Regions from separate parts of the Mus musculus genome. Here region 2 is linked to region 1. The links are chromatin loops, found by intact Hi-C in ENCODE. Cell type or tissue: heart. All regions are shown on one strand. Links, peaks and the distances in the headings refer to the core of each region. The heading gives the core; the rest is flanking DNA.

Evidence for each region. Hi-C counts contacts between places; a loop is a spot of excess contacts. Peaks named below come from ENCODE experiments on the same cell type or tissue, not always from the same donor. Only the 100,000 strongest peaks of a DNase experiment are listed, where the experiment ranks them.
Region 2: it touches region 1 in a loop (9-fold over the local background); 5 of 42 quality-filtered maps call a loop at or near these places.

Annotation. Positions count from the first base shown.
Region 1 is chr3:149,507,304-149,510,224 of GRCm38, forward strand. The region is part of intron 2 of Gm31060 (a long non-coding RNA gene); the gene reads left to right. Among named protein-coding and RNA genes, the nearest start is that of Gm31060, 11 kb to the left of the region's middle. In heart, for the core only: no CTCF peak of the experiment used is centred there; a DNase peak (open chromatin) is centred at 1,538; H3K4me3 peaks cover 774 bases; H3K27ac peaks cover 1,211 bases.
Region 2 is chr3:149,723,545-149,726,465 of GRCm38, forward strand. No RefSeq gene overlaps it. Among named protein-coding and RNA genes, the nearest start is that of Gm31121, 65 kb to the left of the region's middle. In heart, for the core only: no CTCF peak of the experiment used is centred there; no DNase peak of the experiment used is centred there; H3K27ac peaks cover 568 bases.

The DNA.
Region 1 (2,921 bases), core at 301-2,800:
AGTCCTTCACTGAAGTAGGAGATGCCATTCCTTGCTGTAGCTGAGACTCCAAACTGAAACTCTGAGGGGGAGGACAAACACAAAGAAACCCAGGATGCCACATTTTGTTTGAGTATTGGCAGTCAAGTCTTCGAGCACAAACTATTTCAGTAATAAAACCAAGGAGCTTGCATTGAAGCCAAAGCACATGAAAGGGGAACCCAGGACACTGACCTCAAGGCTTCCAGTTTCCTCGTCTGGGCAATTATAGCCATGGTGGGATCAACTAAGATAATGCATAAGAGCCAATGTATAGAAGGCACCTTGCAAATGAACCTAGTGTCTTGGGATAGTAAATGGCAAGGCTCATCTGTTAGGACTGACTAATTCTTTAAAATTAGACTGAAAGTCTAGAAGACCATGTATTATCACATTTTCTTGCTGCATAAAGCCAACCTCCTTTAAAATACAAAGAGATGCATACAAAACCTATGTAATTGTTAAGCATGCAAATCTCATTTTGGGGGTCTTTTAAACATATACAAGAGTGACTATTTGAATTCTTCAGTATCATTTAAAGATTTGCACATTTGCTTGCACTGGAAACTGCAGTTGTGTTTACTAAAACATATGGATGTTTATTATAAAGTCTTCATTCCTAGTGTATGCTTCCACATGTGCCTATCAAGCTTTACTGGAATATTTTAACCCTCATAAAGTAATGTATGCTATATAAATGTGCATAATTGTGCTTCATAAGATAATGTTCACCTCATCTTAATTATTTGAGTAACATGCAAATATTTAATTGAATGTAAAAATCGACCCTATACATATTTATTTGATCTCTCTCGTCTCAGGGTAAACTTAGTGTGATTAGTATCAGAATAATTGCAAACAGCTTCTGTGCAGAAGACTCTTCCATCACCCAGAGCCCCAGCCTGACCCTCTGTCCTTGAGGAAAGCCTCCTATCGGAGTTTGTGTAATCTTGGAGTGGGCGTTTCTTTAATATTAGTAAGAAAAGGGAAGAAATAAAGTAAAAGAAGATTTATTCTTTAAAAGAATCTGACACCACAACAAGGCTCGCTTTGTCTATCAACTTCTTAAACTCTCCTTGCTCCCATTTCTTTCTTTAAAAAAAAAAATGGATATTTTATTTATTTGCATTTCAGAAGTTATCCCCTTTCCCGGTTTCCCCTCCGCAACCCCCCTATCCCACCCTTCCCCCTGCTTCTATGAGGGTGCTCCCCCTCTTACCCATCCACTCTCACCTCACTGCCCTGGCATTCATTCCCCTATGCTGGGGCATTGAGCCTTCACAGGACAAAGGGTCTCTCCTCCCACTGATGCCCGACAAGGCCATCCTTTACTATATATGAGACTGAAGCCATGGTTCCTCCGTGTGTACTCTTTGGTTGGTGGTTTAGTCCCTGGGAGCTCTGGGGGATCTGGATGGTTAATATTGTTGTTCTTCCTATAGGGTTGCAAACTCTTGGAGCTCCTTCAGTCCTTTCCCTAACTCCTCCATTGAGGTCCCGGTGCTCAGTCCAACGGTTGGCTGGGAGCATGCGCATCTGTATTTGTCAGGTTCTGGACTATTGCAGATGTCAAGAAGTGCTTGCTGACAGGAGCCTGATATAGCTGTCTCCCGTTTCTTTTTTATCGCGCGTTTTGAATTACCGCGCTTCATTTCAGCAGACTTTAAAAATAGACAGCAGCAGGTAAAAATTGAGACATAAGACTTCAGTACTTTGGAAGTTGTTTCTAAATTTCAAATTTTATTTTATTTTTATTTGACTTTTAAAAGAGGGACCCTGTGCTCACCAAGAGTAAAATCAGTGCCTCAGAAGTTTTACATTGGGAGCCACGAGGTTGTTGATCTGATCTTGTTTCTGTGAGGGACTGTGACAAGCTTCAGTGCTGCCCTCTCTTTCTGATGCGCACTCAGGTGACAGAGGCGAGGACACATGCTCTCTTTGGGTTTTAGAAGTTAAGTTGAACTTTACTAAGAGAAAGTTTAAAGGCAGTTTGGAGGTAATCATCAAGGCAGAGGAGAGACACCCTTAAGGAGGGCGGAGCTAGCACATCTCACCACAGGCGCAAGCCGGAGGGACACAGCAAGGAATGAACGGGACCCAGACAGGTCTCATGGGTCCAGATCTTCTTATAATTCATAAGTGTTAATATATGAGGGCTGTAGCTCAGCACACACCCTTGGAGGATTTTGTTACTAGTCATATTTTATGTAAAATATTCTGCTTGTTATTTTGTTTCTTTTTTTTTTAACCTTGATTTTATGTTTTAATCACCTGCCATTTCGTTCTGCATTTTTTGACAGTGTAATAATTTGGAATTCATAGAATAAATTTGATTCCATAAAAAATACATGGCCTTGTGCTTTGTTACATTTCTATTTTAAAACCAGGAGAACAATATGTCTGTGTTTATCAACGGGCGCTCAGAAGAGTTTCAGCTCATGTGTAGTGTGACTTGATAAATGTGGCTCTGACTCTCTGAAGTCCCTCATCAAAGAGTTGTAACAATTATTAAACTGGTTCTAGAATCACAAAGCTTTAGTTTTTACATTTCACACATCCTAACATTGTAGCTTTTATGGCCACCTAGACTTGCGGAAGATAATTATATAATTCATTCTTTGGTAGAAGTTATAAAAGTATGCATACAACTCCACAAACATGTACACACATTCACAAGCAAACTGAGACACACTGAAATTATTGTGAGGTTTTTTTTAAATATATATATATATATATATCCTGAAGTTCCCAATAGAGAAACAAAAGTCCTGCTTCCGCACCAATGGAAGACCATTCATGTTTTAATGGGTTCTACTATTGTCTTAGTCAGGGTTTCTATTCCTGGACAAAACATCATGACCAAGAAGCAAGTTGGGGAAGAAAGGGTTTATTCAGCTTACATT
Region 2 (2,921 bases), core at 235-2,734, 220 kb after region 1:
ACATACCAGAGTGCCTCTGACTTTGTCACAGAGCAACCGTGGAGCTGGTTCTTCTCATCCATCTTTATTTGGGTTTCATGGATTGAACTCATGTTTCCTTGGGCTTGCCCAGAAAGTGCTTGCCTGGTGAACCATCTCGAGGTCCCTGCTTTTGTCTTTATGACAGAAGTAATAGAACATTTGCTAAATAAATTTTTCTAAAAAAATTAATTACTGTCCTTCTCTTAAAACAGAAGAAAGGTCTTTGTAAGATGAAAGCTACTAATTTCAAGGATGTAAAATGTCCAGTCAATTAATTTTCAAACATTTACATTTTCTGCTTACTTACACCAAGAGAAGGGATCTAGAAAGTCTAACCCAGACTGAAGATTTCTTTCTATATCCACCCCCATTCAAACATGAGGTCTCTCTCTCTCTCTCTCTCTCTCTCTCTCTCTCTCTCTCTCTCTCACACACACACACACACACACACCCCTTTGACTCTGGGAAGGCAAGCCCATTTCTTGCTTCCTACAGAGACAAGTCTTAGAGTAGTTGCGCACAGCTGGAAAGAACCAGACCTTCACTGTTTCTTAAGTAGTCTTTCCTCAGAAGAGGTTGCCTCTTGGCTTAAAACATTGGCAATTTGGCCCTTTGCATTTTTTGTTTTTTTTTTTACATTTGGTTCAGGAATGAAGGATAGAAAGGCAAAACCCAATAGGCTATATTATGTCTTTGTCCTAAGAAACTATCATTATAATCATATATTACACTTACAAAAATCTCCCTCAAAAATATCTTCCAAAGGAGAAAGTTAACACATCTTATATAAGACATGTTGAAATGTCTACATTTTTCTCAAGGAAACTTTAACTAAATTACTCTTAGGTAAATACTAGTGTGTGAATATAAAATTTATAGAATTGACCTTCCGTTTAAGTCTGTTGTGCCCTCAGTGACTGCGAGTTAAAGAACATTGCAAAAGCAAAGATGGAGACTTTCAAAGTGAGATCTTGAAAGCTCATGTGATCTCTGATTAGTTTTCCTGGGACACAGCCCGTGGGGAAAGCCATCTGTCCTGTAAGAACTTTACCTATCTAGAGGTTGCCAGGAGGAAGAGTCACATGAGGCACTCTGGCCAGCCTTGAGAACCAGCCACACAGTGAGACATCTGGATAACTCAAGAGCTGATGGCTTCCATGGCGGCCTTAGGGAGTTCAGGTGAGAACTTTCAGGCCAGCTCCCTTCCCAGTGCCCGATCAGTGATATCTCAAGACTCTGTGCAAATGCCTGTCTTCAGTGGCTACCCCTGGGGTAATTACTTTAATCTCATGCAAGGACACCATTAAGAAACTCAGTTATTTGAGATTACCTTTTATAAGAAAGTTGTGATGAAGACTGTTCCAAATATAGATCCTTACTAAACACCGGCTACTTACAGGACTTCAATCATGACTTCATTTAGCTTATGATTTCAGGGGAGAGAGATCTGGAGGTAATATTTCTCTTCTGGGTGCACAGTTAAATTCTGGAGAGTAGTAAATCATCAACGTAGTTATGGCATAGTAACAAGAGGAGATTATGTTTGTCTTTCTTGAGTATTACCCTTGTGAGATAAGATGGGTCAAGTATCACGATAAACTCCCAAGGAAAAGGAGATTGTTCTCTCTTTAAATAGTAAATGCATTTATATTGTTTGGTGCTGCCTGTGCCCTGGGCTACTCCTGCCCCATCCTACCTGCCCTGGGGGGCTGGAAGTGAGATGGCACAGAGTCACCAACACAGACTCCAGGAGCAGGTGAGAAATGCTGCAGCAAAGTCCTATAATACATCCCACTGGCACCCCCATTGGTCCCAAGAAAGCATTTCCTCCAAACAGCAGTTCCTGATTGGCCAACATTGTCTGCATCAACAATCCTTGGTCTCTCGGGCAGTCTTCATTTAGGTCCTCCTGCAGGAGAAGCCATTGTGGCTTCAAGGCCCCTAGTGTTTACATAGAGTTGGCTGCCGCTGCTGCTGTTCCTCCTCAATTTGAAAGTTTCTGATATTTTGTCTAATTTAAGAAACTGATGGGGTAAAAGCAAAGTTGGGCATAAGTATAAGGAAGTAGGTGAAGGGTGATGGGGCTTCTTTTCCTGACCAATAGGGAGATGAGTTTCTGAAGAGCTGGAAAATGAGCAGCAAAGCAATCTAATGCTGTGAAAGTAAGGAGTGAATGAGCTTTACAACTGCCTAAGTGGAAATGCAGGGTAGCCTGCCAAGAACAAGTGCGCATGATTGACATTCAAGGAAAATAGGCGTAAGTTCTTATTTATCAGAATGGACTTGGAAGGAAGTGGGCAGCTTAGAAAGCACGTTCCATCTTTGCTTTATAACATTATTCTATCTCCTTGCTTCTCTTTCCCAATTTTCCTTTTAATTCCTGTCCTTCTTGGTATCCTTTGGCCAGCTAACTGCATCCTTTCTATAAGATCTTACCTACGCAATTGCTATCCTGATGCCTAAACATTTATATAGTTCTATTTCTGGTAACAGCTCCTTAATCCCAATCCCACACAACAGAGGATTTTATTCTCAACAGATTGAAACCAAAGCTTGCTATTTCCCCCCCCTGTATTCTGTTCTCGCAGCTAATCACATAATGAAATGAAACCCTCTGTCCTTTAATTGTCAGCAACAGAAAATCAAGCCATATGTGAAAACATCATTTACACTGCAGGCTGAACAACAAAGAGGGGTTGTTTTGGCTCTTCACTTCTTTTCTTTTCATATAACAAAAAAGCATGAAGGTTATGACAGAAAGGAGCAGCGTCAGAGCAATGTCACCAGCAAGGACTCGGTGTCCTTCCCTCTCCCTACTGTACTGGAAAAATCCTTTGTCCAATCTTTATCATTTGGCTCTGAGCCTCCTGGTCACAGGATGGCTTCATTTAGTGGCTTGA